Linked DNA regions of Homo sapiens: all the other regions are linked to region 7. Evidence: chromatin loops called from intact Hi-C (ENCODE). Cell type or tissue: IMR-90. All regions are shown on one strand.

What was found. Peaks named below come from ENCODE experiments on the same cell type or tissue, not always from the same donor. Only the 100,000 strongest peaks of a DNase experiment are listed, where the experiment ranks them.
Region 1: it touches region 7 in a loop (9-fold over the local background); 92 of 110 quality-filtered maps call a loop at or near these places.
Region 2: a loop joins it to region 7, with 10 times the contacts of the local background. A loop is called at or near these places in 36 of 110 quality-filtered maps.
Region 3: a loop joins it to region 7, with 2.2 times the contacts of the local background. A loop is called at or near these places in 2 of 110 quality-filtered maps.
Region 4: a loop joins it to region 7, with 7 times the contacts of the local background. A loop is called at or near these places in 2 of 110 quality-filtered maps.
Region 5: it touches region 7 in a loop (14-fold over the local background); 39 of 110 quality-filtered maps call a loop at or near these places.
Region 6: it touches region 7 in a loop (9-fold over the local background); 2 of 110 quality-filtered maps call a loop at or near these places.

Annotation. Positions count from the first base shown.
Region 1 is chr1:56,583,199-56,587,198 of GRCh38, reverse strand. It overlaps the pseudogene RPL23AP85. Among named protein-coding and RNA genes, the nearest start is that of PLPP3, 5.6 kb to the right of the region's middle. In IMR-90, a CTCF peak has its summit at 2,083 (motif pointing right); a DNase peak (open chromatin) is centred at 2,118.
Region 2 is chr1:55,336,453-55,340,452 of GRCh38, reverse strand. No RefSeq gene overlaps it. Among named protein-coding and RNA genes, the nearest start is that of MIR4422, 110 kb to the right of the region's middle. RefSeq lists an enhancer at 2,204-2,293. In IMR-90, a CTCF peak has its summit at 2,150 (motif pointing right); a DNase peak (open chromatin) is centred at 2,172.
Region 3 is chr1:55,427,346-55,431,345 of GRCh38, reverse strand. No RefSeq gene overlaps it. Among named protein-coding and RNA genes, the nearest start is that of MIR4422, 200 kb to the right of the region's middle. RefSeq lists an enhancer at 1,455-2,654. In IMR-90, no CTCF peak of the experiment used is centred here; DNase peaks (open chromatin) are centred at 425 and 1,995; H3K27ac peaks cover 3,832 bases.
Region 4 is chr1:55,501,900-55,505,899 of GRCh38, reverse strand. No RefSeq gene overlaps it. Among named protein-coding and RNA genes, the nearest start is that of MIR4422, 280 kb to the right of the region's middle. In IMR-90, a CTCF peak has its summit at 1,801; a DNase peak (open chromatin) is centred at 2,029; H3K27ac peaks cover 2,809 bases.
Region 5 is chr1:56,818,725-56,822,724 of GRCh38, reverse strand. It overlaps FYB2 (FYN binding protein 2), which reads left to right and starts at 3,321. Exons shown (of 20, transcript NM_001004303.5): 1 at 3,321-3,443. The coding sequence starts at 3,435. In IMR-90, a CTCF peak has its summit at 1,508 (motif pointing right); a DNase peak (open chromatin) is centred at 1,524.
Region 6 is chr1:55,716,589-55,720,588 of GRCh38, reverse strand. No RefSeq gene overlaps it. Among named protein-coding and RNA genes, the nearest start is that of LINC01753, 230 kb to the left of the region's middle. RefSeq lists enhancers at 1-129, 130-630. In IMR-90, no CTCF peak of the experiment used is centred here; DNase peaks (open chromatin) are centred at 1,548, 3,308 and 3,728; H3K27ac peaks cover 3,818 bases.
Region 7 is chr1:55,283,002-55,287,001 of GRCh38, reverse strand. No RefSeq gene overlaps it. Among named protein-coding and RNA genes, the nearest start is that of MIR4422, 59 kb to the right of the region's middle. In IMR-90, a CTCF peak has its summit at 2,035 (motif pointing left); a DNase peak (open chromatin) is centred at 2,011; H3K27ac peaks cover 628 bases.

The sequences.
Region 1 (4,000 bases), 1.3 Mb before region 7:
GGATTACAGGTGTGAGCCACCACACCTGGCCCTGTTCACATGTTTTTCTAAAAATTAGTCATTTGAAGAAAGAAGCCATAAGCATTAATTTGATTATCTCCAGCACCTAGCATAAATCCTAGCATAGAAAAGGTGATCATGAAATTTGATGAATGATTAAATGAGCAAGTAAATACACATATATATTGAATAAATATACACATATGTATACAGTGAGTGTATATATATACATATATTTGAATTCGGTGAATAAATGCATAAATGTTTATATATATATGTGCACATCATGCACACAAACAACCTTCTGCTCTTTTCTCCCAGATGCACACAATTAAAGTACCACTTCAGAAACCACTAATCTTTCTCCTGTGTGCCTTAGACTAGGCTTCCCCAACCCCCAGGCCACAGATCAGTAGTGGTGCGTGGCCTGTTAGGAACTGGGCTGCATAGCAGGAGGTGAGCCACCAGCCAGCGAACAAAGCTTCATCTGTATTTACAGCTGCTCCCCATAGCTCGCATTACTGCCTGAGCTCTGCCTCCTGTCAGATCATCGATGGCATCAGATCCTCATAAGAGCACAAACCCTACTGTGAACTGCGCTTGCAAGGAGGAGAATCTAATGCCTGATGATCTGTCACTGTCTCCCATCACTCCCAAATGGGACCATCTAGTCACAGGAAAACAAACTCAGGGGTCCCACTGATTCTACATTATGGTGAGCTGTATAATTATTTCATTATATATTACAATGTAATAATAATAGAAATAAAGTGCACAATAAATGTAATGTGCTTGAATTATCCTGAAACCATCCCCCCACTCCCCTCCCCGGTCCACGGAAAAATTACCTTCCAAAAAACCAGTCCCTGATGCCAAAAAGGTTGGGGGCTGCTGCCTTACACAGACAAAGTTTATTCATTACAGATTAATTATTAACATCTTAGCCTTTTCACAAGATGGCGCTGAAGATGAAGAAGGAAGCTCCTGCCCCCACCGAAGCTGATGCCAAAACAAAGGCTTTGGCCACAAAAAAAAAAAGATCCATATGGCACCCTCTTTCTGGTGGCCCAAGGCACTGTGGTTGTGGAAGCAGCCCAAATATCCTTGGATGAGCACCCCCAGGAGAAACAAGCTTACTCACTCTGCCTCATCAGTTCCACTGACCACTGAGTCTGCTATGAAGAAGATAGAAAACAACATGACAATCGAGATGGATTGATGGATAACAGAATGATAGATATGTGATAAAACAAGTAGAATAAAGTATTAATGGTGGATTCTAGGGAGTGGGCATATAAATGCTCATGGTAAATTATTTTCAACTTTTCTGTATATTTGAAAGTCTTCATGATAAACTATAAAGGAAGTAATGTGCAAAAACGAAAAAGGAAACAATTATACACTTGGGTTCATTGTGGATATCAAGGCCAACAAACAAGCACCAGATCAAACAGGCTATGAAGGAGCTCTATGACCCTGATGTGGCCAAGGTCAACACCCTGATCAGGCCTGGTGGAGAGAACACATATGTTCAATTGCCTCCTGATTTACGTTTCGGATGTGGCCAACAAAACTGGGATCATCTAAGCTGAGTCCAGCTGGCTAATTCTAAATATTCACCAGAAAAATAATCATTTAAAAGTAATAGTAATAAAGACTTGATGGCTCCTATCTCAGACTGCCTGGGTTCAAATCCAGGCTCTATCACCTGGCAGTTAAAGTTACTTAACTTTCCTGTGCCCCAGTAGCCTCATCTGTAAAATGAAAAAACCTTCCTTACAGGGATGCTTGGAATATTAAAGGAGTTAACACGTATCGAATAATTAAAGCCTAAAGGTTCAATGAGGACAGGAATTTTTGTTTTATTCATTGCCATATCCCTAGCTTATAGAAGAGTGTTTGGTACATAGCAGATGCTCAATAAATTTCTATTGAATGAATAACCAATATTAGGATAGTCAAAATCGAATCGCTGTTGGCTATTATTTTATGTTTGCTATAAAAGTTCTTAATTCCCATTTCAATCATTCCCCATCCCCCAATTACTGCCATTTTCACTTTGGGAGCCATGGCACTTTCCTATAATGACACAAGATGGCAGCATCACTCTCCTTTTAAGTTATCAGCCAAGCTCTAGTTGACCAGTTTTGGAAATTCTCTGAAGCATCTTTATTTGCAAGTTCCTCCATCCGTTCTAATTTTTTTTTTAATGAACAACATTAACTGTTTGAATTACCATAAGATTAGCTCTTAACTGCTCTAATTTCTAGCTAAGAAAAGATTACTACTTGTAAAAGGGTAAAAATGTTGACATGAATCCAAGACTGCTTTCCAGTACCACTACGATTTTGTGTTCTTAAAGCTCCCTTTTTGTAACAAAAAAACTGCTTGACAAATTATGAAGCCAAATGTGTTTCAGAGACACAAGGTGCAACAATGTTGTTCCCTTCCAAGCCTGTAAGAAATTACAAACAAAATACAACTTCCCCTCTGTCTCTTTACTAAAGACATGAAGCTAATTCTTCAGTCCCTCTAAGTTACTCTGTGAATTCACTGTTGAACAGCAGAAATTTCTGAGCACCTTTGAGTGTGAGACCTTGTGGGGTAAAGAAAAAAACCTTAGTTTAGAAATTAAGAGACCTGGATTCCAGTGGCTCTTCAGGAATCTCCTCACCACCAACTTTAATCAAATCTCCTATCTTTCCAAGATTCAATTTCCTTATTCTAAAACAAGGATAATAATCTCTGCCTTACCTATTCGGAAACAAGATCAGTGAATGTAAATAGCATTATAAACTGTAAGGGGTATAACTGTATTATAAATATTATAAACTGTAAAGCATTATACACTTCACCCTGCATGAGCTAATGTTAGAATCATTTTCATTTTACCTATGGGGAAAACCAGTTCTATCCAGTTAAGTGAGCTTGCCTCAGTTTTCTCATCTGTAAAATGGGACTAATGATAGCAACTCCACCTACTTCAGTGAGTTGTAAAGATAAAAATAAGATAATAGATGTGAAAGTGCTTTTAAAATGAAAGTACTTTCACTTGTACTCTCACAAGATTATTAGCTTAAGCAAATGGCTTTTCTTAGATTTCACAAACAATCCTGAAGAAAACAACATATAAGTAAATCGTTCAAGAAAATAAGTATTTTGAATTAATACTTTCTGAAACCTCAAGAAATTGCATATTTTAAAAAGACAGGAGTTGAGAGGCTGAAGATGTTATTTTATTCAGGGAAGGATGACTACAATTAAATGGTTATATTCAAGGTGGTACTTGATAAATGCTTTTTAAATAGCTGTATTTAAATGAGGTATTTTGTAGAAATAAAGTGTTCATTGAAAATATTAACATTCAACTTGCCAGACGCAGTGGTTCACGCCTATAATCCCAGCACTTTGGGAGGCCAAGGTGGGCGGACCATTTGAGGACAGGAGTTCAAGACTAGCCTGGCCAACATGGTGAAACCCCGTCTGTACTAAAAATACAAAAATTAGCCAGGCTTGGTGGCCATGCCTGTAATCCCAGCTGTGGCACGAGAATCGCTTGAACTCAGGAGGGCTGCAGTGAGCTGAGATCGCGCCACTGCACTCCAGCCCGGGTGGCAGAGCAAGACTCTATCTCAAAGAAAAAACAAAATTAACATTCAACTAATATTTATTGATTGCCTATTGTGTACCAAGCATTTTCAAATGTATTATTTCATTTTATACTTTTAAACCCTCCTCACAACTACAGAAAATGTCAGCCCCATTTAAAAGTTGAGGAAACTGAGGTTCAGGGAGGTTATTCAGCTTGCCTCAGGTCAAACAGCAGAAACCCTTCTGCTAATCCCCTGCCCCTTCCTGCCTTTTCTCAGGAGTATTACGGTAGATGTTTCCATTCAGTCCTCTGGAAGCACTCGTGATATCAAATCCAACACTTATAGCAGCAAGCTAGCAATTTTTGTTTAGTAAAAACCAGAGGTGGAATATGAATATAACAGTTTGG
Region 2 (4,000 bases), 53 kb before region 7:
TCTAATTTACAACCGGGCAGGAGCAGTTAGAGAAAGTCTCTCTGAAGACATTAAATTTAAACGAAGGCCTAATGAATGAGAAGAAATTTACCAGACAAAAAGTCAGAGGACAAGTATATCAGACAAAAACAAACAAATAAAAAATCATCTTGTTTGAAGACCTTGGGGCAGGAAAGGCTTTTGAAGATGTAAATGAAAAAGTAAGAAAATGAATAAAAGGAAGAGTGGCACAATATGAATGAGAGAGAGTAGCAGAGACCAACTTAGGCAGGGCCTGTGGTCCATGATAAGAATCTAGAATCAAAACTCAAAGTGCAGGAAGAAGTGACAAAAGGCAGGAGCAGCAGATCTGGAAGCAAATGCTGAGCTCATTATGGGAGGGACTACTAGGTTAAGGTGCCTGGAGAAATGTATGTGGACATGCCCGGATGGCATTAGAAAGGGAAGTCTGAAGGTGGTCAGAGAGGTCTGACCCAAAGACAGTGGTTTGGCAATTATTATTTGGAGGACACAGCTAAAACCAGACTTACGTTTGCAATCCCCCAAAGAGAATATGTAGATTGGAAGAGAAACCCACAAGTGGAAACTCTTGAAAAATTGAGAAAGAGACTGTAGCCTTCCCAGATGACTCAGGCTGGAATATTGTTACCAGGTCTCCACGCAATTACAGGAGGAAATTGGGGATGGAAATGAGAAGTCCAAGAGGACGCTCTTATGGTAATGGAATATTTATTTATATTCCTCTCTATGTCAAAATGTTATTATTGTTAATGAACTTGACTTGTCACATGTTGTGAATTTGGTAATAAAATAAAAACTCTAACTTGATCTTTAAGAAAAAATTTCGGACTGGCCAAAATAGCCTTTTCTCCTTGTAAATTTTTTTTAAGTCTTGGTATTGGCCTCAGTGTAAGGCCAGCCACTGTTAAATAATTTCACATGGAGCTATACCCTCTCCCTACTTCAATGCTAACTAAGATTTCAAATTTGAAGCTGCAGAGTTTGACTAAGAAAAGAAATGAAATAAATGTCAGGTGGCCCAGATTCTAATTATTGTCCTCAAAACCATTGGTAGGTGTTGAGACCTGAGCTAAATCATGTCTATCTGTACCTCAGTTTTGTCTCCTATGAAATTAGAAAAATGGGCTTGATTATGCCTCAAATCTCTTACAGAGTTCTATTAAAAAGGCAGGCCAGTAAGCCACTCTCAATGAACTTCTCTCATATCCCAAACCTACACTTATGTCATCTCATTTGATGCATACAGCCTCCTATGAGTTAAGTATTATTGTTGCCAGTTTAGAGATGGGAAGACTAAAGGTCAAAAAAGTCAGTGTTCTGGATATGAACTGGCAGTTAAACTAAATAAAATGTTGAAGTAAAGAGATACACACAGCCCTCAAAACATTGTGGCATTATAACTCCATCACTGAGATTTGTAGGGTGCTGAGCAGAATGTAAGCACTCTGACATAAGGTCTCAGGCACAAGTACACATCTCTTCAGTAGAAGTGTGAAAGCAGACAAGGACTATATGTAAACAAACATGGCCATGTTCCAATAAAATCATAGACACTGAAAAAAAAAAGGCAGTGTGCTAGTCTGTTCTCACACTGTTGTGAAGAAATACCCAAGACTGAGTAATTTATAAAGGAAAGAGGTTTAATTGACTCACGGTTCCACATTGCTGGGGAGACCTCAGGAAACTCACAATCATGGTAGAAGGCAAATAAGAAGCAACACCATCTTCACAGGGTGGCAGGGGAAATGCCAGATGCTTATAAAACCATTAGATCTCATGAGACTCATTCACCATCACAAGAGCAGCATGGGGGAACCACCCCATGATCCAATTACCTCCATCTGGTCCCGCCCTTGACACGTGGGGATTATGGAGATTGAGATTCAAGATGAGATTTGGGTGAGGTCACAGCCAAACCATATCAGGCAGTGTTATAGTAGAAAGAATTTGGGCTTTTGTGTCAGATAAGCCTGGGTTTTCATAGGTTCTAATATTTACTGTGCCAGTTATCAGTGTATCGCCTCTCAGTGCCACATTCATTCTTCATTGCCCAGTTTTGTGAGGCTGGAGCTGGACCCTATGAACATTTCTCCTTCACCGGCTGGTATTATATTAAGCTTTGTCAGTAGAGGGCACTACAGGCAAACTACAAGGGGACTTTTCTTCCTGGTTCCACACGCTTGCCTTCTTGCTCCTTGTCAATAGCAACCAGCTTGTAAAGGACATCCAGTTATGCTCATAGCTTAGCACGTTTCACCGGCATCCCAGAGGGTAGCTTCCCAGCAAATTTCAGCAGCACTTCCATGAGTGGCTCCCCAGGAAGTCTTGTCACACTCCCAGAAGACAAATCCCTGGAGAGTTTTGTCAGCACCCCAGAGGCTGGTTTCCCACTGTGGCACTTCAGCAAACCTCTCCATCCTCCAGTGGGCTATAGCCACACCCATCCAATGAGGTCTGAATCCCAGCCTTGAGGAGAGGGTGTTATCTTCCAGATGTGTTCCTTCCTTGGGTACCCTGCCTTAGCCCTAGAGGTAGTACTGCTCCCTAAATCCTCTATTCCTGCATTATTTCAAGTAACCCTTACCCCTCAGTAGTTAATCTTCCTTGTTGCTAGTTAGCAGCTCTTTATATTAAACTTTCCCTACTCAAATGAGTGTGCATTTTCTATCTTCTGACTGGACCCTGACTGATACGCTTAGAGAAATTCACTGTAAGCTCTCTAAGCTTCAGCTCCTTCTGCAAGATGAAAATAATAATACCTCTCTTGCCAAATTACCAGAAAAAAATTAGAGCTGCTGTAATATATAGCACTTAGAATGGTGTTAGTGACAAGTATGAAACAGTGGAAGCTTTTTATGATTATTATTGTTATTAAATTATTCAAGTCACACAACTAGTAAATTTTGGAGATGGGATTGAATTGGAATTTAAATGACTCTAAAGATGACTTTATTGCCACAGTTAAATGTTAACACATCCATCTCCTTAAAAACATGAGTCCTTTGAAGGTAGCAAGAGTAGAGGACTGCTTGCCACACCCCTGCCTCTGCCACCATAGTGCTAGGCCCCTACACACAATGACCTCGGGCCATTGCTCACACTCCACAGAGGTGGTATTAAATCTGGCAGCTTCCACTCCAGGTTGCTCTGGGCCACAACTAAGGCCGGCTCTGTGACCTTGGACAAGGTGTGTCCCCTCTCTGAGATGTTTTGTAGAACAGAAATAGTAAGAGTGGCTATCTCACAGAGGTGGAGTAGCAGAGACAGTATGAAACATTAAGCTGCAGCCGCCCTCCACGAGACCCCTGAACTGAGCAGGGGCTAGGGCAGGAGTGAGAGCTCAGCCCCGGCACTCTGGCCTCTGGACAGCAGCTCGGGTTCAGATTTCTTAAGGAAAATGATTTACACCTAAACCCATTCCAAAAGTGTCTCTGGATAAATTGGCTCTTGGTCAAATTATAAAAAAGAAAAATAATAACTAATTTTTGAGCACTTTATCCCTTGCTAAGCATGTCACATGGAGTGACTTATTTATTCATCATCATAACCCTAGCCTACCCCTATTAATAATATGCACATAACACCATATATCTATAGAGTTTTTTTTTTGGTTAAAGCAAACTTTCACATCTTTAATTCCCTTTATCTTCACCATGAGTCTAGGTGAACATTTTTATTATCTCCAATTATAGCTGTGTAAACAAGCCCAGAGAAGGGAGGTGACTTGCTAGTTGCAAGGAGAATTAGTGACAGAACCAGAGAACCCAGGTCTCAATCCCAGGCACCAGTGCTTTTTCAACTACAGGACTCAGCTGCAGAGACAAACACGGAATAAAATCGAACAATATGGAAAACCTCAAGAACAAGAATTGCTGCCATGCCAGGCATGGTGGCTCACACCTGTAATCCCAGCACTTTGGGAGGCCGAGGTGGGCAGATCACCTGAGGTCAGGATTTTGAGACCAGCCTGGCCAACATG
Region 3 (4,000 bases), 140 kb before region 7:
CAGAGGGGCACCCACCAGATGCCAGCCAGAGCTCTCCTGTATGAGGTGTCTGTCAATCCCTGCTGGGAGGTGTCTCCCAGTCAGGAGGCACAGGGGTCAGGGACCCACTTGAGGGGGAAGTCTGTCCCTTAGCAGAGTTCAAGCACTGTGCTGGGAGATCTGCTGCTCTCTTCAGAGCCAACAGGCAGGAACGATGAAGCCTGCTAAGGCTGCGCCCACAGCCACCCCTTCCCCTAGGTGCTCTGTCCCAGGGAGATGGGAGTTTTATCTATAAGTCTCTGACTAGGGCTGCTGCCTTTCTTTCAGAGATGCCCTGCCCAGAGAGGAGGAATCTAGAGAGGCAGTCTGGCTACAGCAGTTTGGCAGTACTGCAGTGGGCTCCACCCAGTCCAAACTTCCCAGTGTCTTTGTTTACACTGTGAGGGGAAAACTGACTACTCAAGCCTCAGTGATGGCAGACGCCTCTACCCCCACCAAGCTCTAGTGTCACAGGTCAACTTCAGACTGCCGTGCTGGCAGTGAGAATTTCAAGCCAGTGGATCTTAGCTTGCTGGGCTCCATGGGGGTGGAACCCCCTGAGCATGACCGCTTGGTTCCCTGGCTTCAGCCCCCTTTCCAAGGGAGTGAACGGTTCTGTCTCGCTGGGATTCCAGGTGCCACTGGGCTATGAAAAAAAAATCTCCTGCGGCTAGCTCAGTGTCTGCCCAATTGGCTGCCCAGTTTTGTGCTTGAAACCCAGGGCCCTGGTGGTGTAGGCACCCGAGGGAATCTCCTGGTCTGTGGGTTGCAAAAACTGTGGGAAAAGTGTAGTATCTGGGCCGGATAGCACCATCTCTCATGGCACAGTCCCTCACAGCTTCCCTTGGCTAGGGGAGGGAATTCCCTGACCCCTTGCACTTCCCATGTGAGGCGATGCCCCACCCTGCTTTGGCTCGCCCTCCATGGGCTGCACCCACTGTCTAACCAGTCACAGTGAGATGAGCTGGGTACCTCACTTGGAAATGCAGACATTTCCTGCCTTCTATGTTGTTCTCACTGGGAGCTGCAGACCGGAACTGTTCTTATTCGGCCATCTTGCCAGATCCCACCCGCCTCCCGCACAATTTCAAAACAAAATGTAAATGCAGAAATCCTTCATGACACTGAAGTTGAGTCAAAGACCCCAACTGGTGATGCCCCTTCCCAGGCATCACAGACGGAGCCCTGTCTGCAGGGGATGGCTGCCCTGCCTAACAACTGAAACACTGGGGAGCCCAACTCCAGGCTGCTGAGCATAAGACTGAGAGTTCTGGGGTGGCTAGATCTTTTCCCTTTAAATCCTAATTACTGTACACCAGTGGGTCCCAATGTAGGATTAAACAAACATGTTTGACCACAAAAACCTATATTTCCTAACCTCGGGTGGGAAAGAGCGTGCCCAGCGGAAAGGTGTGATCCAACACACAACTGGGGAAACATTGCTGTATTGAAACCCAGAGCTGAGGCCAGAATCTTATCTGAACTGTCAACCATGCAGGGCTGTTCTGAGAATTCGATTAAATAACAGATATGAAGTTTGTGTCATATAGTATGTATTCAATATGCACCCATATGAAAATATGTGCCCTCCAGCACTTCTAAATCTTGCTAGGGGGTGAGTAGGCTGGGTGTTAATGTAGCCATTTCACAGATAAAGAAACTGGGGTTTGGAGAGATTAAATTACATGGTAATAGGGCACAGCTAGGAAGTGAGAGCCACCATGGCAGGAATTGACCTTGGCTTTTGGGCTCCAATTTCAATTAACCCAACTCACCACTTCCCAAAACAGTCAGCCTTGGTCTGGTCTTACTCACTCCACAAGCTAACATTTTACAAACACTGAGTCACAGCTTTCCCTCCCCTTGGGCTGCACCAACATACAGCATGGTCCATCACGGGCTCAGATCCCACCCTCTTCTGGGGCCCTTTATGGGAATGCACAAAGCCCAGACTTCCAGGAACAGAGTGAGTAGATAAGGCATCTACGCTGACCTAGCCTGATCCCATCAAGGGACCCGACCTGCGTGAGCTGGAGAGATCTATGACGCTGCCAAGGACCACATCAGAAAGACAATATTTGAAGAGTGAAAGGTTCTCCAAAGAATGGAAAATCCTTGGAGTGAGCGAGTGCCTGAGGTTCTTGAGGCATGACTCATGCTGGGTGGGCCAGGACATGAGCTGTAGATACCGGGTAAAAGAGGTAGCAAAATATTAATAGCAGAATGTCAGAGCTGGGAGGGATCTAGGAGATTGACTTTTCTGAGGTCACACAGATAATAAGGGGCAGCACTGAGACCTGAATCCAGATGCTCTCATTCATTCATTCATTCATTCAGTATTTACTGAGCACTTACTACAGGCCTGGAGGGAGATTAGGTACTAAGAATACAGCAGTAAACAAAACAAGCAGGCTTTCTGTCTTCCCCATAGCTGACTTTCCAGCAGGGAGGAAAGACAATTGAACAGACAATTGGTGAAAATGATGAGAAGTGCTCTGATGAGGTAGCACAGAGGAGAGTGGTCTCATTTGTCTGGCATCAAGAAAGGCCTCCTGGATTAAATCATTGCTCAGTTTAGAGCTAAAGACTAAAAAAAAACCCAGTGGAAGGGGATTTGGTAGAAGGGGAAGACTCCAGACAAAGAAGTCTCTACAGCTCAGGCACAGACTAGACCCTTATTTTGAAGCTGCATACAATATGGGTGCTTCCACACTCAAGAAGCATATGGTGCCCAAAGGAGCACAAGGAGGGACCCTCCATCTACAAGGAGGTGACAGCATCCGACTTGGATTTTAAACGATAAGTAGGATTTTAATAAGCACAGAAAAGGAGATGGATATTCCAAGGCTGAAGAGATAGCATGGGTAAAAGGCGTAGAAGAAGGGGAGCCTGTGCCAGGAATTGACCTTCCTGAAGGAGGTCAATAAATGTTTGTCCCAGCAACTGTCAGTGAAATCCTCCCAGCTGCAGATTCTCAACAGCCATTGCTTCAGTACAGCACAAAGAAAGGGAGGGCCCTGCATCACTGTCCACACTTGCTGCCCCATGCTGTCCCATGGCCGGCACAGCCACAGCAGCCTAGCAGCTAGCATCCATGGGCTCCCCAGTGTCCCCAACCCTAAAGACCCCAGTGGGCCAGGAAATAGAAGAAACACAATCTTTCAAGTAATTAATATCCCATGATAATGGGATAAACGGGGCAGATATGACGTCTAACAGAAGGATGAAAATTCTAATGCCCCATCCAGCCTCACAGATAACAAACACATTAAAGAAAGCAGTGCTAAAGATCAACAGCCTCAGTGATTGATTAGTGAAAATCAGGGTGGGGCTTTCTTGGGGGCACAAAGACAGTGCTGCTTCTAGTTCATGCCTCCATTTGCAAGGGCTGAAAGGGGAGAGAGCCAAACAAACCCACACGTTCATCTCTGGAGCTTTGAGACTGTGAGTCCAGGACACTCCTGAGCCCTCTGCACAACAGGCAAGGCATTTAAAAGAGACTTCTAGAAGAACAAACTGCAGCATTTGTATCTTGCGGTGCATTCCTGTGTGTCAACCTCCGTGATAGAATATTTATGAGCTGTGCTTGGTACAAAATATGGTGCCCAACCACTACAGAGGTGGAATGCTGAATTTCAGACTTTTTAAATAAATCTTTTCTGGACTTGTTTGCAGACTGAGATTGCAGTTTGTTTTTTAACTCGAATGCTATGCTTATGATACTAAAGAATTTAGTTTTAAATAAAAATTTGTATTGTACTTAAAACCATAATAATTACTAAGAGTTATTGAATGCTAAGTTTAGGTGATCTAGGCACAGCATTGCTAATGTTTACAACACCCCTGATAGATAGCCCTCCCCCGTACCCCCAGTTTTAGAGATGAATCCTGGAGGGGCTTAGAAACGGGTCTCTGTTTCCAAAGCCCATGTTCTTTCCATTAAGCAGTACAAGAGGAGGAGGTGGGTAGGTGGACTCTTGCC
Region 4 (4,000 bases), 220 kb before region 7:
GCTGGGACTCACCATGTGACCCAGGGCAAGTTCCTTCCCTCATGAAACTTACCTATGCATTAACGAATCTGCATGTAAGAAAATGTTCTAAAAGCAGACATGAGAAAGGGAAGAGGGAGGAGGAGAGGAAGAATGGATTGGTTCAATCAGTGCAGGTTCACAGTGAGGCCAGAAGATCATCCCCACTCCATACCTCCTCCCACCCTGTACCCTGTGAGCAGATAGCAAACAGGCATCCCCTTGCCCCCACACTGACCATGCACACTCAATAGTTGTGCATAGGCTGTTCTTGCTAACAGGAAAGGTTTTTGTTCTCTTCTCTGCCTGGAAAACTCATAATCCATTTTTCAGGTCTCAGGTCATGTCACCTCCTCCATGAAGTCTTCCTTGACTCCTCTCTCACCTCCACCCACCCTCAGACACTCATACCTTTGAGTTTTTACAGCATTGTATATACTCCAAGGACAGCATTTATTACCTTGTTATTATTGTAGTAGTACTATTACTAGTGGCATAAAGTACTATTTAAGGAACACTTTTTGGGGGGGGCCAGACATAGTGTTATGGTCTTTTTACAAATTATGTATCATTTAAATTTCATCACTATGCCATAAATTAGGTATTTTCTTCTCAACTTTAAAAGTAAGGAAACTAAGGCTCCAAGAGGTTGGTGGTTTTACTACTGTGTAACTCAAGCAAGGGACAATGCCTGTATTTAGGGCCAGGTCTGATTCCTTTATAATTCCCTACTGTTGTTCAGCCTGAACAAAGAAGTAATAATAGGTGATAAATGAAATGATGAATGAATGTCACCATGGAGTGAGGGAGGCTTAAATGTGAAGCATGGCTTTAAACAATCATTTTATTTTGCTGTGACCATCCCAGAACATCCTCACCTAGGTATAAAAGTAGACCTTAAGGATCATGTAAGTTAACCATAGGGAAAGATCTAGAGGAGCATGGGCTGACCTGGGGCACAGAGCTGCCTTTGGCACCTGTCCAGATGTATTTCCTAGCTTCTGGTGGGCAACCCTCTTCAAACCTCTACTTCCCAGAGCTCTGTGTTAGAGACTGGCCCGATTTTCTTCCCTGCAACAGAAACCTTTCTGTGTCTGTCCTTAGAGACAGAAGGCACACCAAACCTCTGTATTTCTTGGTTGTGCTCTCCCAATTAAGCAAAGAAGCCAACCGAAGACTCCCTGAGACAAACTAATTGCATCTTAACAGGCTCTGTGCCTGCCAGCTTTGGCCCAGATTCAGATTTTATAGGCCACTTCGCCCCACACCCAGGGTTTATGATGGAAATACTGACAAAGCTTCACTGATAAGGCAGCAGAGGACCCAGGAGACCAGAAAACCTAGTAATTTTCCAGAGTCTAAACCCAGCCTCTACTCCAGGGGCCCCTCACGAGGCAGGATTCTGAAGTGTCAGCCAAGAGGACCCTGGCACAGGGCTGTTTGTTTCCACTCCAATGCACTCCAGAAATTTGGTAGGATACCTTGCTGGGATTTTTAATGGCAAGTTTCTCCTTCGGCATCACCTGGTATCCAATTAGTTTTCCCATTCTTTGGGCTGCTCAATCATCCCTTCATTTGTTCAATCATTCCTCAAATTCTGAACTCCTCTGCCAGGCTGTGCTGGACACTAAAAAGAAGTACTACTTGGGTGATTAATTTTAAAGGCTACTCTATTAAGGTCACTCCACTCAGCCAGGTATTCATTGAATGACTTCTCAAGGATCACAGTTCCCATCAAGCCTGCCATGTGGACTTTGTGCAGTTTGTGCACTGCACAACTCTAGGGGATGCCATTCACCTAGACTAGGATCACATCAAGTACCCTCTATAGAGAATACAGAAGAATAAAAACAAAACAGAAAATGAAAATACCATATATTCAGTCTATTATAGAAGGAAGAACGTTCAAAATAAACAAAGCTGCTGAGTCACTTAGCAATTCCCTAGCTCCTAGAAAAATTTATAATTTGTCTCCAAAAGAGAAAAACAAATCAGACATATCATTCCCTTGTTTAAAACAGGGCTTCTCAACCTTGGCACTGTTGATACTTTCGGCCAGATCATTCCTTTGTTGTAGGAGGCTGTCCTGTGCAATGGAGAATGTATAGCAATGCTCTTGGCCTCTACCCACAAGATACCAGTAGCAACTTCCCCCTCACCATTGTGACAACCAAAAATGTCTCCAGATGTTGCCAAATGTCCCAGCAGAGGTGGGGGAGAGAAAGAGGCAAATCATCCTTAGTTGGGTCAATGGTTTAAAATAACCTTCTGTCTCACTTTCTATAATACCTTCCATGGCCCTCTAAGTGAAGTCCAAGACACAGGTTTTCATGCTGCTTATCAGTCCTGCCTCATCACTGGCTATTCTGCCATACCTTTGCCCATGCACTTTCCCCTGCATGCAAACATCAGCCCCACCTCCACCTCCCATCTCACCTGGTTTAACTCTCCTTGTCCTGCAAGACTCAGCTTGGGTCCCCGAACTCGTGAAGCCTGTGTTGACCCATCCCCTCTCCCTCAGCAGTTGAAATCAGCCCCTCTGTGGAATCCTTGGCACCCCAGCATCTCTCTACTCAACACTTAGACTTGTGGGAGTATCAACTCCTGTGAAATTATTTGCGGATTTGGGGGCAGTAACTATGTATCCCCAACACTTAGTAAAGTCCTGGCTCAGATTTATTTATTTAGAAATTGTTCTATCTTATTCAAGATGGATGAAGGATTAAAAAATAAAATAAAAGCCCACACCCTCTACCAGCATGCCCTGCAGAATTATCTATGACTTTTTGCCAGAGAGCCAGTGCTTTCAACTCCATTGCTAACCAGCTTTCTGATCTTAGGCAAGTTCGTTCAGCGCTCTAGTCTGCCTCAGTTTCCTTATATGTAAAATGGGAATCTCTTTGGTCTTCCTCTCTCATGATGATTTTAAGGCACAAATTAATTATATGACCCCTTAGTAAACTGCCATTCATTGTACGAATGTGAGATGTTATTATACTGCTAAATAATAAGATCCTCGAAAACATAAATGTGAATTGAAGCAAATATATTAGAAGAATTCTTTCTTTATATGGAAAGTTGGCCATATCCTGAATGTAAACAGCGTTTTATTTGTTTGGATTTTTTTGTTGTTTTTGTTACTTCAAAAAACAAGCCTTACCATTTGCTGATCCCTACCCTACCGAGACTCTTAGTATTTCAATTAAGGAATTTTTTATTTCCTCCTGGGCTGGAATTCCAGTAGTTTCTTCAATTTCTTTGAAGCAGGTCACACCTTTAACTGGAGGACATTTTTCTACCAGACATACAGCCTGTAGAACCTTCCATTTAAACAATTTTATAGAGTGATAATAACTAGGATAGAAAACTTTAGAAGAGGAGCTGCTTCTAAAATGTATTCTTCACTTCAAAGACAAAAAAAAATGCATTTGGTTTAAGAAAATGAAGTTGAAAGACATCTCTTAAGAATTTAGTGCTATTACAGGTTGAATTGTCTCCCACAAGAAAAGATATGTGAGGTTCTAACCTCCGGTACCTGTGAGTGTGATCTTATTTGCAAACAGTTTGCAGATATAACAGTTAAGATGAGGTCATACTGTTTAGGATAGGCCATAATATAATTGGCAACCTTATAAGAAGAGGATAAGAGACACAGACACAGAGGAGAAAGCCATGTGAAGACAGAGGCAGAGGTTGGAGTCATGCAGCTACAAACCAAGGGACATCAGGGATTACTGGCAACCATCGGGAAAGAGGCCTGGAGCAGATTCATCTTCAGCACCCCCAGAGAGAATGAGCCCTGCCAAAAGCTGGATTTTTGACTTCTAGTCTTCAAACTTATGAGAGCCAAGCATGGTGGCTCATACCTGTAATCCCGGCCCTTTGGGAAGCCAAAGCAGGAGGACAGCTTGAGCCCAGGAGTTCGAGGCCAGCCTGGGCAACATGGTGAGTCCTCATCTCTACAAAATAAATATATTGAAAC
Region 5 (4,000 bases), 1.5 Mb before region 7:
CCATTGCTTATGATACAAAGTGTAAGTAATATGTTTGCTGAGAGAGGAAAGACTGAGACATAATAGGAGACACTGCAGAGCTCCAAGCAGAATCTGAGATTGAAAGTAAGGTTTGGAAACATTAAGAATGTGCTGGAAATACTGATTTCTGCTGCTCAGTTCCCCGAAGAATGGATGGGCCCTTTTTGGAGAGTATGGCACGTCATCCCTGCTACGCAGAGGAGCAAACTGGAACTAGGGGCTTGAACAACTAGAAATATCTAGAAGATTTTGAGCCAAACTTCAGCCTAAGTATCTGCTAAGCTTTCTCACAGACTACGTTCAAAATTGAGTTTGGAAAAAACTGCTTCAAAGAACCCTTCAAGCTCTCCAATGCTGTGAGTTTATGATTCTGTATTTCTCTACGATTTAAATAGAAGCAAACAGAGCACCTGTGAGCATGGTCTCTGAAGTCAGCCTTCCTGGATTGAAGTCTCTGATCTTCCACTGGTTGTGTTACCTGAAGAGGAGACTTAACTTGTATGTGCCTCAGTTTCCTCTGCTGGAAAATTAGGATCATAATAAGGACTAAATAAAATGATGCTCGCAAGGTCTGGGGCACTGATCCCAGCAGGCAGTAGGTGCTCAGTCAGTCATTTCTTTATACATGATTAAGTGAACCTTCCTGGCTTTAGGCCAGTAAGATCTGCCCTGGCCTAAAGCTAGCAGGAGGTCACCAAAGCACCTTGGATATAGCAGGATTTCATACATCTTTACTGAATTGAAATATTTATTCATAAGGTGTAGTGATATCTGTTGCAACTTAGGTCAACCTTCAAATTTCCCATCCAAAACTTTCCCCACAATGTCAGCAATTTGTACCCACCTCTTCTGCCTTCACCCTCCCATGTAGTCATGTATGAGTTCTCCTTATAGCAAATGAATACAAGGATCTGCCACTTATGGGATGGGGGCCCATGAGAAAACTGGGATTATTACAGGGAAATAAAATGATGCTACTTCATTTGTATATCCAAGTGCTACATGGGCACTTTGACAATGACACAGCCACCAACCATTGAGGAGGAGAGGGGAAAGAAAGAGAGGAACTGACATTACTGGTGTTTACTCATTGCTAAGCAACCCTATCAGGAGATTTTCCCATGGCCATTTGTCCTTAAGCCAACGCTGCCAGACTCTTGTTTACTTTTACAGATGAGAAACATACATCTCAGAGTTGACTTTCCCAAGACCAGCAGCTAGTGGGGAAACTGAGTTTAGCACCTAGAGGATCGTAAGACATACAGCAAGGGATCCTCTGCCATTCCAAGAGTCATAGCTCTTAAGCCGACTGGCAAAACAGTACCCACCCCTAACAGCTACCAATGATTAGTGCCTAGGACCTAGCACTGTAACTAGCCAGAAACCAAAGCAAAATGCGCAGACCTCCCAGGAAGGCGGAGATGAGAGTCCTGCTGCCCTGCTCCACCCACTCTGCCAGTGTAGGCTGGCCTGAGGCCACTAGGGGGAGCCCTTGCACTAGGAGCAAAGGGAATTTGACAGCCCAATTATCAGTTGGGACTGCGGGGAGGGCTCCAAGTTCTCCCGAGAGCTTCCTCCACTGTTTTATTTACAAACTTATACACATAGGAGCATGAACCAGAGTGCTAAGGGAAAGTTACAGATGACTTTTGGCCTGGGTCCCCTTTAGCTTCAGAAATAGGCCCCCCAACTGACTGGGAGCAGAGTCTACACAGCAGTGTTGGCCAAACAGAGAGTCATGAAGTCAAGAAAGTGCTACCATTTATTTAATTCAATGGCATGTCATGGCTCAGAACAGAATGGAAAATATCAGCACGATTACACAAGGTAAGAGTGAGTACTGCTTTGGGGAGTTTTTCTTTTAGCTGATGTGTATGTGTGTTGAGGAAGGATGTAAAAGGTACATCTTACTGTGAGTCATTCATTAATAAAGTTTAAAATACATAGACCTCAAAGGCTTTTATAAAACCCAAACTGCCAGTCCCTGGGCCAGAAGCATTGATGCAGTGTTTTGTCTGGGACTTGAATCCTGTATTTTTGATAGATTCCCAGGCAGCTCTGGTGATCAGCCAGGTTTGGGAATCACCTGTTAGAGGAAATGGCCCTCAGGCGGGGTCTCCTCACCTGTGCTCCACCCCGCCTCTCCCTGGTCAGGACAGGAGAAGATTTCTAAGAACTTGACAAAGCAAGAAAAGTCACACCGGTTACACATAAAGCAGGGCGCAGGCCACCCACTCTGCCCATCCCCAACCCCGGGAGAGCTGAAAGCCCCAAAACTGGCAACTGAGGTTTGGGTTTCCATCTCCAGCTCTGTCAGAAAAACAAACAAACAAAAATAACCCCAGCAAAATAAAATCACTTTAGAGTCAGCCAGATCTGGGTTCCAACCCTGGCTCTTCTAGTTACTACCTATGTGACCATGGGCAGGTGTTACCATCTCTCTGAGACTCAGTTTCCTCACTTTTTTTTTTTTTTTTGAGACGGAGTCTCACTCTGTCCCCCTGGAGTGCAGTGGCATGATCTCGGCTCACTGCAACGTCTGCCTCCCAGGTACAAGCAATTCTCCTGCCTCAGCCTCCCAAGTAGCTGGGATTACAGGCACCCACTACCACACCTGGCTAATTTTTTTTATATTTTTGGTAGAGACAGGGTTTCACCATGTTGGCCACGCTGGTCTCAAACTCCTGACCTCAAGTGATCCACACACCTCGACCTCCCAAAGTGCTGGGATTGCAGGTGTGAGCCACTGCACCCGGCCATTCTTCACCTTTTAAAATGGGAATCCAAATGCCTCAATAAACACCAGGCCAAAAACAGGGTGCTCCTTTATGTTAACTCCTTTTCTGGCCTCCACTAAATCCCCCTGTGGGCTTAGGCATGCTGTCCTGCTGGGCTTTGGTTTCCCTGACCGTGAGAAAGGGTTTGTGAAATTAAGTAGCCGTCTGCAGGGGCGGAGCTGGCAGAGGTTGTTACTAACGGGGATCACACTGTCCAGCCTGCATGGTCTGTACTAACAGGAGCCTGCCATCCCCATTCCTTCACAGCTCCTGCTGCCTGGGCACAAATGCCCTGGAGAGTGAGTGACTGTCAGACCAGCCGGAGGGGAGCAACGGGAAGAGCCGCTTGCTGAGAAGAGGTGGGCTTGGCAGGACTGCAGGTGGAGTACTCTCCCCAGTCCCCTGCAGGTGCTGGTCTAAGCCAAGCTGGGAGGATGGCGGCCGGCCCTGGCCCAGCCCCAGGCAAGGGAGGAGCCTCGGCCCAGATGGGGCAGGTGGGGAGCCTGGGCTCAGGTGTGTCCTGTGGGAAGTGATTGCTCCCTGGCTAGCAGAGACAGAGGAAAGCGGATTGTTGGCCCCAGGACCCAGCTCTGAGAGGCTGGGCTTGTTTCCCTGACTCTGCCTTGGAGGAAAGCAATGGAAGGGGTAAGGCTGTCTCAGTTTTGTTGCTGGCTTTCTGTGTGTCTTTTCTTGCAGGACAAGTTCCTCCCACTTGAGAGCCCTGGGGAAAAACTGCTTGTGTGTGCTGCCTCCTGGGCAGGAATAAACATGTCAGGTGTCAGCCAGTGCATTTCTGCTCACACTGGCTTTGCTCAGGGCGGGTGGGAGGGAAGAGGAGTGTGCCATGTCCTGTGCCACCTGGAGTGTGAGGGGACAGGAGGTGCTGAGGAATGACAGCATGTGGCCTAGCTCTACCCAGCCAGCTGGACTCCTGACCTATTCCCAGATCCTCCGTTGAAGCGCCCGCTGGCTTCTCTCTGTGTTTACTTGCCCTTGTGGACTGTATCTGGCCTCTGCAGTGATTAGCGGGCCTCCTGGTCAGAGAGCAGTGCTTGGTGCTAGGAAGCCGGCTGTGCATTGCTCTTTTGTGGCTTGTGGCTCTAGACCGGGTTCTGCTCCTTGTTAACTGTGTGGCCTGGGGCAAGTGTGTCCGTCATCCTGAGCCCTGGGTCCCTCACTCATGAAAGAGAATTACTGGTACA
Region 6 (4,000 bases), 430 kb before region 7:
TCATACTGTTTTGTCCCTTTGAGGAGGGGTGCTCTGGAAAGAGCCCCTGCCAGCCTCAGAGGAAGGGACATTGCTGGGCAGCAGGTCACATGCAGTGCTTGTCTCAACAAAGCAAAGTAACATGTGGCAAGCACAGCTGGGGGCAGCTGTTCCCTCGTTCCCTGAGGATAAAGCCCTGCTCTGTGGATGAGCATTTTTTGGCACCAGGATAGACACAGCTAAGCCTAACTGGTTATCTGCCAGGCTTGAAGCTGGCCCAACCTTGCCCACCCATCTGCAATTCTTTCCTGATTAGGAAGAAAGTAAATTCACCTCTGAGTCCTCTGCGTGGGAACAAAGCTCTACTTTGCCTGACTTTCAAGATACACAATTAGGATTCCCCAAAGGTTATTGGTGTCAGACTGGCACACAGTAGGTGTTTAACATACTTTCTAAAACCTTTGATGATGCTAGTTTTATGTATCCTGCTTCACTTAATCCTCACACTAATCTTTTGGAGTCAATATTATTGAATTTTATAGATGAAGAAAAGGTTCAGAGGGTTAAGTGGATTTTCTAACAAAACATAACAAGCCGAGTGGTGAACCTTGCATTTGAACCCACATCTGTCTAACTCTGTGCCCTGTGATCTTTCTAATATTGCACCTGTAACGTACAAATCTGGGAAAGAAAAGTAAATCGGGAGGCTATTTCATGATTTTTTTTTTAACTCTCAAGCAGGTGAAAAGATTGCCCACTCACACAGACCCAAGTAACAGATTAGTCTCTCCAACTTCATTAGAAACAATTTTATTTCTCTGAATATTGTGTCTCATTGATTTGCCCTTTTTCCAGGCAGGCACAGTGTTAGAGGCTGAGAATTCTGATCTGAAAAGCCCAAGTCAAAGACCTCCCTGAATTTGAAAAGCCCACAGGAGAAAAACAAGAGATAATCCTTTGACATTTCTTTGCAAGATCCCAATTGTGGCAAATTTTGTGTTCCCAAGTGCTGTGGAGGCACAAGGCAGCAATGACCAGCTCTGTCTGTGAGAGTCAGAACTTCCCAGTCAAAGAGAAATGAACTGAATCTTAAAGGGGGAGCAGGAAGATGTGCACAGTGACTTGTCCCTGAGCCTGGTCCTGGTAAAGGGAACTTAATGTTTAAAGGCATAGTGATGTATAAAGCGGGTGTTTAGGGAGCAACAAGTAAGGCTATGTGGTTGGATTTTAACATCTGCCATTAGGATGCAGACACGGCTAAACATTTGCCAGGTCTTCCATAGCCCCCTAGTATGTCAGAGCCAGACATTCACAAGGTAACTGAAACCAGAGAAGGAACCTGGCCTGTTCAGGGACACTGGAGAGCAAACCTCACTCCTGATTCCCAGAACAACACTTCACCAAACTGAGCTGCCTCTTGTGTAATCACCCTCATTCTCGTTTGGAGCCACCGCCTATGTGTCTCCTGCCTGGCCCAGATTCCTGGGGTCTCAAACCACATGAGACCTCAGAAGGGTGCATTAGTCATTTGCATTACTATCCGACCAGCATAGTTTCCTGGCCATGAAGCCTCCTGGCTTTAGAGATGCGTAACATGTGCTCATTTCCCTGCAGGGTTCAGCTTCGTTTAAGCTCAAACAAATGAGAAATGCTATGAAAAAATGTACAGTCCTTGACCTTTGAGCTCTTCCAGTTGGCTGATGGCCTTGGGTGAATTCCTCCCCCATGAATCAAAGTCAGGAGCCAAGTTGCATTATTTTAAGGACTCCAGGCTCAATGCCTTTCCCCTGTTTGCACTGCTCTCTCATTCCCTCCAAGTCCTACTGAGTCTTTGAGGCTCAGGCCAAGTGCCATCTCCTCTGGAAGCCTTCTCCCATTCCACCTCTCCACAACATCTAGTCCAAAGCTATCACTCTCTTCTCTGAACTTCTAAAATACTGTCTCTAATATCTATTCCACACCCAGCATATTTTAATTAAAATGTGAAAAAGGAAAATACAAATTTATGTCTTGTTACTTCCCCAACATTATACACTCTGAAGGCTTCCCCAGCCATATGGCACTGTCTGTCTCAGGCCAGTGGCACATTGGCTTACTTCTACCTTTGGATTGATGTCATTCCTACCTCCCAACACACTGTTCTCACTTTGTTTTCCTTCTCTCCCCCTCCATATCCACTCATCTGGCTTTCCCTACTGGGCCTTAGTAGATATTGAACATTTAACCATGGGCTACAAGTTACCATGTGACCTGAGCTTCCCAGGATGAACTGACTGTTGTCTGGCCCATCAAGCCATAAAGTTGGGTGTGTTCATCAGCACTCTACCATCAAATGGAAGTGACGTATAGGAGATGGGGTTCAAACAAGCCCTGGAAGCATGAGTAAGTTATGTGAAGAAGTGACCCAAATGCCCATGGTCCTCACTCCTATGTTACCTTATATCTCCCAGCCTGCACCCTATATCCTCATGAAAAGTTTTCTGTGATGAGTTGACACCTTTACCTACTTCCTGAATGACTACAGAAGCCTCTGAACTGGTCCCCTTGACTCTAATCCCTTTTATTTCCTTTTCTCCACTATAACTTGCCAACATGATCTTCAAAAAATGCTGCCCTGAGCACATTGTTCTCAGAAAGCTATGGCCCATTCCCACCCCTGTTGCTTGCAGAATTCCTGCTTACTATTCAAGGCCATGCTCATACTCTGCCTTCTGTTATCACTCCCCAGAGGGTACAGCTGGTTGGTGCTTCTCAAACATTATTCCCAAAGGACCCTTAAGGGCACAGAAAAGTGATCAAGTGTTCCTGAAGGTCCTAAAGGTAAAGCCTGAAACAGATCTCTATAAGAGTCCTTCCAAGACCAATGGATTATCTAAGAATTATGTCAACTTTACCTTTATTCTATGATATTTCTGGATGATTCAATATTACCTAATGTTATGTTACTTACATTTTCCTAGTAAATGTGATATTCTGTAAAAACATGCTGTCTTTATTCTCTAACTCTGTATATAGCACTGACAAGCCACCATTCCTCCCCCACATAAGTCTTTCCAAGTTTGAGAAACATGAGCCCTTGAGTACTTTTTTATTCTTCTATTTCTCTCGGGCATGGTTCTTTGCCTGAAAAGTTCAGGAAATTTCACACTATGCTACGGCAATATGCACAGGACAGTCCTAGGCATTTGGAGTGTTCATAGATTCTCCGTATCAATTAAAGATTGCTTAAAATTGAAGATAAGTCATGACTATACACAGTGATAATACTACTAAACATCATGCCAGGAATGACAACTTATATAGTGCTGACTAACCAAATACTTTCCTAAGCTCTTCATGTATATAAACACACTGAGTTCTGAGAACCATACCATGAAATAAATACTGCTAATATCCTCATTCCAAATACATGATAAGAAAACTGAGCTTGGCTTTGAAATAGGCATTCCAGCTCCAAAGACCATCACCTTAACCACTACATTAATACTTCTCAATTGTCATTAATATTAACATTATCAATAAGAGTAATAACAGTAATAGCAGTAATAGTAGTAGCTGCAGTAGCAGCTACAATCACAGTAACTGCCCACACACAAGCACACCCCTTAGAATTTAAATAAATCATATAAAATCTTCTTGAAATCCTGATAGTACAGATTTGTTTGCCATAAGACCTTCATAAACAACTGCTCTCTGAGCTCTATCTTCCTTTTCTACCCACAGAAGTTCAGGCAGAGGTCTCCCAAGATCCCTGTGGTTAGAAGTTTCAGTGACAGCATGCTGAAACTAGATTGCTATGCACACAAATTGAGGCGGCTCTGTGACTATAAGTATCATGGGCAATAAGAAGGTGAAAATTCAAAGATCTCAATGCTTCTGATTGACATTCAAGAATCCACTTTGGTCTGGCTCCTACTAACCAATAGGCAGTCCTTAAACTTGAAGTCCTTTACCAGAATAGAATACTTGTTGGCTAAATGCAGGCTGGTATGCCCAAATAAGTCATGGAATAAAAGGAAAT
Region 7 (4,000 bases):
GTAATTTATGTTGTTGCTAAGACAATGGGAGTTCTACTTCTCATTTGCAAGGCACTTTACAGTTTACAAACCGTTCATACATCCTAGGGCCTAAGGAGGCTACAGTTGGCTTGAAGAGCCAAGTGGAATAATTTGTGTCAACCCTAAGTCACTGCCCTCCGTCAAATCCAAAAGGCCCGGAGCTTATGATTACCTGGGAGCAACCCAGCCTCATCCACAAAGGGCCAAAAGCCCATATGAAATGCCCAGTCATATGTCAAAATCAAGCCAGGGTTTTATAACCTCATAGGTAAAAGGATCGCTTCTTTTATTTCTTGCAAAGTGCAAATCTAGCCATTCTTTTTTCCTCTCAGGGAAACACACAGAGACCTCAATTTACCAACTCAAGCAGCCTGTCAAGGTCTCTATACATTCAATGCCAAGGTGTTTCATTGCAACTTTCTCGGCGGCCATTTCCTAGGCAACATCTAGTTAGGGAACTTCACAATGCTTGAACTGTCCAGTCTCCTTGAGATAGGGGAAGACATCTAGTGGAAACAGATTAATCTGTAAGCACAAAGAAAAACCAGTCAACTTGTTTAATACTACACAGCATCATAGATGAGATGAAAGGCTATGGTTATAAATGTTCCAGGCTGCCTCAATGGTTTCCATTTAAGCAATGGAAGTCCTGCTAAGGTAAGAAAAAGGAAGTTGGAATCTTTAAATCTGATTGGTGACCCTGGGAGCTGGACAGTAAGTGAGAAAAACCATTATCCCAGCTCTGTCTCTAGTTCATTGTATAATTTTGAATAAGTCAATTCCCCTCTCTGGGATTCCATTCTTAGTTGGTTAAATGAGAGGGTTGGATTAGTTGAGGTACAGCAAATGCATGACACACATGTTGCCATGGGAGACTTACCCATCCAAAGCCCATGCAGACATTGCTAATCAATCACAGCACCCTTTTCCGGTAAGCAGGACACAGTACAGTGCCACCAATAGTCCAGAGTTGGCACATGAAGCAAATAAAACCTGTTTACCATCCCTGAGCTAGACAACTTCCAAGGAGTTCTGCCTGTTATGACATGTTGCCCTCTATGCCCTAGTGAAGAGAACAAAGCAGAAATCAGGAAACCTGGGGCCTTGTCACCACCCTGCCTTGAGTTTTCAGTGCCACCGAGAAAGTAACTCAAAATCTAGGTCTTTCTTTCCTCATTTGTTAAATCGAGGGTAACAATTTTATTCTTGTAATTTTGGGGATCTTTGTAAAGATGAAAATTAAAATTACCACATAGTCTCTTAAAACAATGCGAATTTACTATATTACTATTCTGTAGGTCAGAAGTCCAAAATGGGTTTCACTGGGCTAAAATTGAGGCATCAGCAGAGCCTCCTTCCTTTTGGAAGTTCTAGAGGAAAACCCACTTCCAGCTCTACAGGCTGCCTTAATTCCATGACTGGCAGCCCCTTCTTCCATCTTCAAAGCCAGCAGTGGGGCATTTTCACAACTCTCTGACTCTGACTCTTCCGTTTATTCTCAACTCTCCTTCTCTTACCCTAACCTTCTGCCTTCCCCTTCCAGTATTTAAGCACCCTTGTGATTACATAGGGTCCACCAGGATAATCTTCCTATCTCAAGATCCTTACCTTAATCACATCTGCAAGGTCCCTCCTGCAAAGTGAGGTGACAGATTCACAGGTTTGTGGGGGTTAGGACATGAACATCTTTGGAGGTTCATTATTTAGCCTGCCACACCTCACATAATTCCTTATAAACATCGTCCTCCTGAACAAAGATAAACTGCTCCTGGAGGAAGGCTGAAAAAGGAATTAAACTGCAGAGTCACCAGAAACTTTCTATATCTGCCTGCCTAAACGCCAATGGTTAACATTCTGAAGAGAGCCACAGGAAGGCTAGTTCAGGCTGTTGTCCATTTCATCAACTCTCCACCAAGTTTTTGAGACGAAATACACAAGACAAATTTAAAAAAAAAAAAAAAAAAAAACCAGGAGTGGAAGAAATACTACTTTTTAAACTATCCAACAGCACCCCCCAGTGCCAAGAAGCAGAAAGAGGGGAGAAGGGCTAGCAGTTGGTAAAGGATCAGAATATTGTCCAGGTGTTCACGCTTGTAACACTCCTTTGGGAGGCCAAGGTTGGAGGATCATTTGAGGCCAGGAGCTTGAGACCAGCCTGGGCAACATAGCAAGACTCCGTCTCTAAAAATTAAAAACAAAAAATTAGCTGGAAATGATGGTGCATGCCTGTAGTCCCAGCTACTTGGGAGGTTGAGGTGGGAGGATCTCTTGAGCACAAGAGTTTGAGGCTGCAGTGAGCTATGATTGCACCACTGCACTCCAGCCTGGGCAACAAAGCAAAGTTCTGTCTCAAAAAATAATAATAATAATCAGAATATTTAGCTCCATGGTTCTCCATTAGACACACAAAGCGTGGGATACAACTGATCTGAGACTAGCCCAGGCGTGCGAACTGCATTTTTTTTTTTTTTTTGAGATGGAGTTTCACTCTTGTTACCCAGGTTGGCATGCAATGGCATGGTCTCAGCTCACTGTAACCTCCACCTCCCAGGTTCAAGTGATTCTCCTGCCTCAACCTCCCAAGTAGCTGGGATTACAGGCACCTGCCACCACGCCCAGCTAATTTTGTATTTTTAGTAGAGATGGGGTTTCACCATGTTGGCCAGGCTGGTCTTGAACTCCTGACCTCAGGTGATCCAACTGCCTCGGCCTCCCAAAGTGCTGGGAATACAGGCATGAGCCACTGCACCTGGTCTGCGTGAGCCACTTTCTAAGCTCACCAAGTGATTCTATGTTTTGGACCTTTGATTTACAGTTAAAACCACTGACTTCAGCAAAGCAGTAAACACAGTCTGAAAGCCTTCTAGGCCTTGGGGACTCAAAAATAAATATGATAAGGCTCCTCCTCAAAGAGAGCTTCCAATCTAGGTAGACTATAAGAGCTGGAAAAGACATTGGCCACAACTAACAACTATGGGACATAAGGCAAATTACTTAACCTCTCCGTGACAGATTCCTCATTTGTAAAATTAGAATAATAATAGTTCCTGCCTTATAGGGCTACTAAGAGAGTTAAATGAGGTGACTCACGTAAGGCACTTAACGTGGTATCTGATACAAAATAAGCACACGGCAAGCGTTAGGGGCCAACTGATGAGCCAGAGATGTGAAGTCCATGGCTACTGTTCCCTTGCAACTCACTGCCAACCCCAGAGTCATCTGAATGCTCCATTCTATTGAATGTGGACAAAGCTTCTGAATTCTTCTTAATCTAATTCTCCATGCATGAGAGAGAGAGAGAGGTAGGAATCCAATTTACCTTGAAAATTCCCTTTGCATTTTTCACTTAGGGAAATGGAGACCCAGGAAGTCCAAGTTCATTGAATGAGTCTATGCGGAGCTGGGAAAAGGGTCCAAATCCTCTGAAACTGATGCTCCACACATGCAGCTTTTCTGCAATCACAAGCTTGATGGGGTCTACCATGGCCACAGTGTGCTGTGCCCATAGGCTCCTTCTGGAAGGTTCCTGGATATTCTTGTCTACTTCCCTCTCCACCTTCTGCTTCCTGGGTGTTCTGTAGCAGCAGACATTCCCATGGTGGGCCAGGTGACGTTGTAAAAACCCGTACCCATTCCCACTAACAGAGCCCTGATACCTGTCTTGTGCTAATTGCTTGGCATACATGATCTCAGATGACTTCATACTGATTGCACAAGGCAGGGATTTTTAACCCCATTGTATAGATGAGAAAACTGAGACTTAGAGAAGGTTAGTGTCTTGTCCGAGGAAAAATGATTATTAAGAGGCAGAAGAGGATTCAAATCCAAGTCTGAGATCCACATGCTTAATCATTGGGACATATTGTTTAGCATTATATACCCATAACTTCATGAAGCAGATCCATTAGGCTTTGATGTGCTCCCCAAATTCCCAAGCTTCCCTTCATCATAACATTTACTAAAATACACTGAACCTACT